Linked DNA regions of Homo sapiens: region 1 is linked to region 2. A link is a contact called in ENCODE Hi-C or POLR2A ChIA-PET data. All regions are on one chromosome and are shown on one strand. Each heading gives the region's core, a stretch centred on a gene start or an enhancer-like site at or near the end of the contact. The rest is flanking DNA. Distances are from core to core; before and after follow the strand shown.

The links. A loop is a pair of places that touch in the nucleus more often than their neighbours do. ChIA-PET counts read pairs that join two places held with the same protein, here RNA polymerase II (POLR2A). Pooled maps may share reads with other maps.
Region 1: a map of endothelial cell of umbilical vein shows a loop between it and region 2 (7-fold over the local background). The contact joins the promoter of MBOAT1 here to the promoter of LNC-LBCS in region 2. A Hi-C loop is called at or near these places in 2 of 168 maps with a recorded cell type or tissue (Right ventricle myocardium inferior and endothelial cell of umbilical vein) and 6 of 50 pooled maps. POLR2A ChIA-PET finds 5 or more read pairs at or near these places in 1 of 52 experiments (PC-9).

The regions. Positions count from the first base shown.
Region 1 is chr6:20,211,046-20,213,745 of GRCh38, forward strand. It overlaps MBOAT1 (membrane bound glycerophospholipid O-acyltransferase 1), which reads right to left and starts at 1,424. Exons shown (of 13, transcript NM_001080480.3): 1 at 1,091-1,424. The coding sequence starts at 1,189. RefSeq lists a silencer at 1,230-1,769 and an enhancer at 1,952-2,452.
Region 2 is chr6:19,803,501-19,806,248 of GRCh38, forward strand. It overlaps LNC-LBCS (lncRNA bladder and prostate cancer suppressor, hnRNPK interacting), which reads right to left and starts at 1,259. Exons shown (of 4, transcript NR_134651.1): 1 at 1,175-1,259. RefSeq lists a silencer at 1,178-1,227.

The DNA.
Region 1 (2,700 bases), core at 174-2,673, 410 kb after region 2:
CTGCAACTGATGAGAACGCAATGGTCACATCAGGTGGAGTTCTCAGTCAGGTCCTCAGAGTGAGCCAGGTATGAGGGTGGCTCAGTAAACAGGACCCGAATAAGGCAAATGTCCAGGTCTCACTTTCTCATTGCTGAAGGGGTGTGCGCAAAGGGCAGCAGGTGTGCTCTTGTTAAAAGGAAAGGAAAAGGAGCACTGGTGAGAGGAAGGGGAAGAAAACCAGGCAAAAAAGCATGAAACAAAACAGGAGCGCAGTGGGTCCTCCCCCAGCATGCCCTGCCCAATTCTATTTAAATCAACATTTACTGATTGGGTCACTACTAAGTATCCCGCAGATCTAGCCTGCAGCACCTGAAGAGACAAGGAAATGAGTAAGACGGGCTTCATCTTCAGGAAGGTTTCTTGCCAGGAATCACTGTTGTTGCCATTTTTAATTTTAATGGTTGTAGATAATTCCTGGACAGTTCAAATAACTTCACTGGGGCCCCTCTCCTCCCCCTAACCTGTCCTACTCAGAAGCTCCAGCCCCAGGCATATGAGCCAACCGAACCCTGGGAAAACCAAAGTGTCCTTGTGTGTCCCGCATCACACACGGTACAAAATAACTGTCACCCCTGAACAAGCCTCGCCTCAGAAGTCTAAAACCCAGGTCCTGCATTCAAAATCTATAGACTACCGTCTACAGATTCATCGCGCTTGTTTTTTAAGTAGGGTCATCTAAATTAAAAACAATAACGACTTGAGGACACTGATGAAAGAAACACTGGTTTCATGTATCAGACTACTTCAGAACTTGATTACAGGAAACGAGGCAATCCCAAACTTAAAGAAAAAAAAGTTCAGTAGAACTTGCCGCGCAGGCTGTACCAATATTTTTTCACACTTACAAGGAGAAAAACACTAACACCAACTCAAGAAGGGAAAACACACACACACACACACACACACACACACACACAAAAACCAACTGTCTAGTGTGTGGCTGTAAAATACGCCATGGAGGCGGAGGGACGGTGGCTAACACTTTCGCCCGCCCCGTGCACGCGATCGCTGGGGAGCTGGGGTCGCTGCGCTCCCGGCCTGCAGTTACCTGGTCCAGCGGGATGCCCAGGAGCTCGCTGAGCGGGTGCAGGTAGGTGGAGCCCGTGGTGCGGTAGGAAAGGCTGGACGGCTGCGGCTCTGCTGCCATCCTGCATCTTCGGGAGGTGGCTGCCCCTGTCCCAGCCCGCAACACCCCCTGCTCGGCGTCCTCCCGCCCGGGTGCTCTTGGGTGGTTGCCCCGAGAGGCGCACGGCCGCCTGGTTCGCGGGGGAGCGAACGGGAGGCCGGGGAATGCGAACCGGCGCAAACTCTCGAGGCGCAAACTCTCGAGGCGCAAACTTGGCTTTGGCGCTGGCGCTGCAGCCACGGGCGCCGTAGGAGGGCCGGGCCCAAGGCGCCCCGCTTCCCGCTCCCTTCCTCTCCGCGCCCATTGGCCCGGCCGCTCGGGACGGCCCCGAGAGGAGGGAAGGAGGGAGGAAAAGTGGGGACTCCGAGCCCGGCCCCCAAGCGCCGCCCGGCCCGCCCAGCCTGGCCTGCACCGAGGCCGACCGGGAGAGGGAAAGCGACGCCAGCGGGCGCCGCCGCCTGGCCCTGCAGCTGGAGGCGGGACGCGCCTTTCCTCCTCCCGGGCTGACCGTCCTAGCCCCCCGCCAGACAAAACGACCTCACCCAGCGGGCGCCTTCCACTAGAGAGCACCACCCACCCCGCCCCACCCTGTTTTGGTTTCGCCGCCGCAGTCGAAGCGGCTGAGTGGCTGCGTTTCCCTTTCAAGCCGTAGAGGGTTCCTCTGCCGGTGGCTGGAAGCTGGAGCGCCGCAGCCACCAGACTCCCTACTTCCTTTACCCTCCTCTGCGCTAGGCATAGTTTCCTACACCCTGATCTGACATGTTCGGTGTCACACAAGCAAATACAGGGGACTGCTAGCTTCGGGTCACTTCCGTCTCTGTGGAGTGAGAGTTATTTCACCTCTGTAAGAAACGGTGTTTACTGTCATACTATGTGCATTCTGATAAGTCATTTGCATGCCACGGGTCCTCAAAAAGGGTGCCTTGCTCCTTAACTTGTCTGCCCCCGAACACCCACACATCAATGTTACTTGGAAAACTTTTCCAAGTTATTGCTAGGTTCTGAGAAACATAAAAATCTTGAAGATCCTTTTCAGGAATCGCTAGCTGATGAAAAAGGGTTTCAGGAAGGTAATATTCTGGGCTGCTGGGTAGAAAACCAAAGAAAGTGAGCTCACGTGGCCCCCAGCCTCCGCTGGGTAAACCGGCATTCGATCAGACAGGCAATGACTTTCGGGGCCGACTTTATCAATGTGGCCTCCAGCTTCAAATTAAACCGAAGGCCTGTCAGGCACTGGCAACAACTTACTCTCCAAGACTCAGGCCTCACTCTTGCCTTCTTCAGGAGTTTTATCACCATCAAACTGCACTGAGCATTAAATTGCCAGGCCAGAGTTTCTCAACCTATGTCCCCTGTGGAGGAGGAAAAAAAAAAGTCTGTACCACCACTCCCACAAGCTAACCGAATGGAGATGTCACCACCAGATGATAATCTCTACCACTCACAAGCAAACCCACACTACAGACAGACAGACACATGCACACACGCACACAGGCATATACTTGAGGATCACTAGGCTAGATAGGTTCATT
Region 2 (2,748 bases), core at 9-2,508:
GACCAACCGAATGCCTTGTGTGGTTATTAATCATTCCATATCACCATCATCAAAAGACACTGTGCATCTACTCAGCTGGGCCAGGGGATTAAAGGTTTACGAAAGAGTCCCTCCTTGCCTTTAAACGGTTTAAAGTCTGTTTGAGGATGGGTCCAAATACATAAAATGATGAATAACAAAGCGAAGAACATGCTGAAATCTGGACTGACAAAAGAAAAGGGCCAAAGGGCTTGTTTTTACTGGAAGTATTTTTGCATAAGCTGGGAAGGGAGTTTGCATCTTCTGGACTCATAGATCAGACAAATGAGCAGCTTCAACAAAGCAGATTTATGCTATCCACCAGGAGGGTTTTGCTTAGTTGTCAGTTGTGGACTTTCTTCCAAAAATGCAGCTGTTTTGAAGCAAGAAATCTGGCACCAAAAAATAAATAAAATGAAAATTTAGAATAAGAATTACCTCCCACCCAACTCTAATCAACAGCTACGTCTCCCTTTCCTCCACCTTCAAGATTTAAAGGTCTGGGGTGGAAACTGGAGGTGTGGGGGGGCGAATGAGCTATTTGCCTTGCCCCAAGACCACCAATCTCCTGTGTGTGTGTCTCTCTCTCTCCAAATACGACCCTCACACACTCTCCAATTTACACTGCTACAACTTCCCAGATTTGTTTTACCTTCTGGAAAGATTTATCCATTTGGAAGCGTTCTTGAAGTTGCTAACTGTCGTGAAGTTCGATTTGAAAGCAAAACAATGACCGCGTTTTAACAGACAGTGCAAATTCTTTTTAAAAAAAAGTTGTTTTGTGATTATGGGAGATAATCAACAGCTACTCAGACATTCTTCTCTTAAACAGCTGAGGTTTATCATTTTCGCTATTATGACAATGAATTTTTTCCTCCTTTGCTTTCTGCCTTTTGGCAGGAGCCTCGACTCTGCAGGTGTTAGCGCTGTAAGGGCCGAACCCAACCGCCAGAATGTCTGCCGAGCCTAGCATGGGATGCTGCCCAGCAAAACAGCACCCAGGGAGAGGGCGACTGAGGAAGACAGCCTGCAAGCGCGCTTCAGAAAGGACTGGGACCAGAGCCCTAGAAAACTACAGCGAGTGGATTCCCTGGCAGGGGAAACCCGCGAGAGCCTGGGAAAAAAAAAAAAACGAGAGGGAGAGAAAAAAACTCACCCGGGCGCCCTGAAGCCCAGCGCAAGCAAGCGAGTGAGCGCGCAGGCTGGCTGGGCTGCTCCAGCTGGAAGTCATTGTGCGGGCTGGCGTCTGCGTTGTCAGGGCGACCGCCCGGCCGGCGCCAGCGGAGCGGGGGAGGCGGGCTCCGTGAATGGGTGACGTCACGCAGCCGGCGCCAGGCAGTCTGGGCGGCCGAGCCAATGAATCAGCTGTCCGGGGGAGGCAGCGCAGCGCGGCGCGCGGGAGCTGGGTGCAGGAATGCGCCTGGAGCCGCGCGGCCCGGGAGGGCGCGAGACGTCTCCGCCCGCCTGGTCGCCCCGCGGCGGCCAGAGGTCCCAGCGTCCCAGGCTCGGCCATTCCGGTGCCCCCCACGCCCAGTCTGCGGCTGTGCCCGCGTCCCTAGTTTTCCGCCGGTTACCCCCACGGGCGCGCGCTCTGCGGGGAGGCCCACGAGCTGGGGGGGCCGCTGGGGTGGTGTCAGGATGTTTTCACTTACTGCGACTGTGGCACTTATTTAAAAGGAAACATACAATAAAACTTGTCCTTGTAGATAAAATAGACTTTGAAAGTATTGATGAATTCACTGCCACCTTACTGTGCTCTCCGCATTGTGCTGGGTGTTGGGTATCACAAACAATGAAAGGACCAGGACTCGGAAGTTCCCAAAATTGAACTGGGTAGAAAAAAGTGTAAGGAACTCATGATTCAGACTTACAGCCGACTGCTCTTCCAATATTCTATAGTGTGGGACTATAGGGCGCCTTTAAGGTTCTAGAAGGCAAATGGCTCCAAAGATTTCCAATTTTTTGGTGTTTTTGTGTTTTGCATTACCTCTGTCCTGCTTTGCTCTCCATTACAGTGTCCTGTAGGTGGCCAAGTACTGGGTTAAGGTCATTTCAGTATGCCCAGCATTTGACGCTCTCCCTGACTCCTGGTAAGGACTGGACATTGTTGATGGGTAATCCACAATGCAAGAGCAAATAATTTTAAGGCTAGAGTAAAAGGAGTACTTCTGAATTCCTAAACATCTTTTTGGGTGCTTACTTGTTGGTTTCTGGTGGTTTTTCAAGAGTAGTGATGCATCATTACTGAAACTGGAAAACCAGAGTGTGGCCCAGACTCACATTATAGTAGATGTCGTTAAATCAGCCCTTCCTGCTGAAGTCTGTGCCCCCCTTTTTAAATCTGGAAGATGAGATCTGGTGAGATATTCTCTTAAGACTCATGAAGTTCTAGCAGTCTATCATTGTATTTATCAACCTTTCAAACGAATGACTTTATTCCTATCACAGTATGTGATATATGTGACATTCATTTAACAAACACTTCAGGGTCCCTGCTATGCAAATACTATGTACTGGAAGTTTTAACTGAAATTTTTTTGGAATAAAAGTTAAGGGCCTGGCGGCTCATGCCTGAATCCCAGCACTCTGTGGGGCCGAGGGAGAGTTCGAGACCAGCCTGACCAACATGGTGTCCGGAATTGGTGGGTTCTTGGTCTCACTTACCTCAAGAATGAAGCCGCAGACCCTCGCGGTGAGTGTTACAGTTCTTAAAGGCGGCGTGTCTGGAGT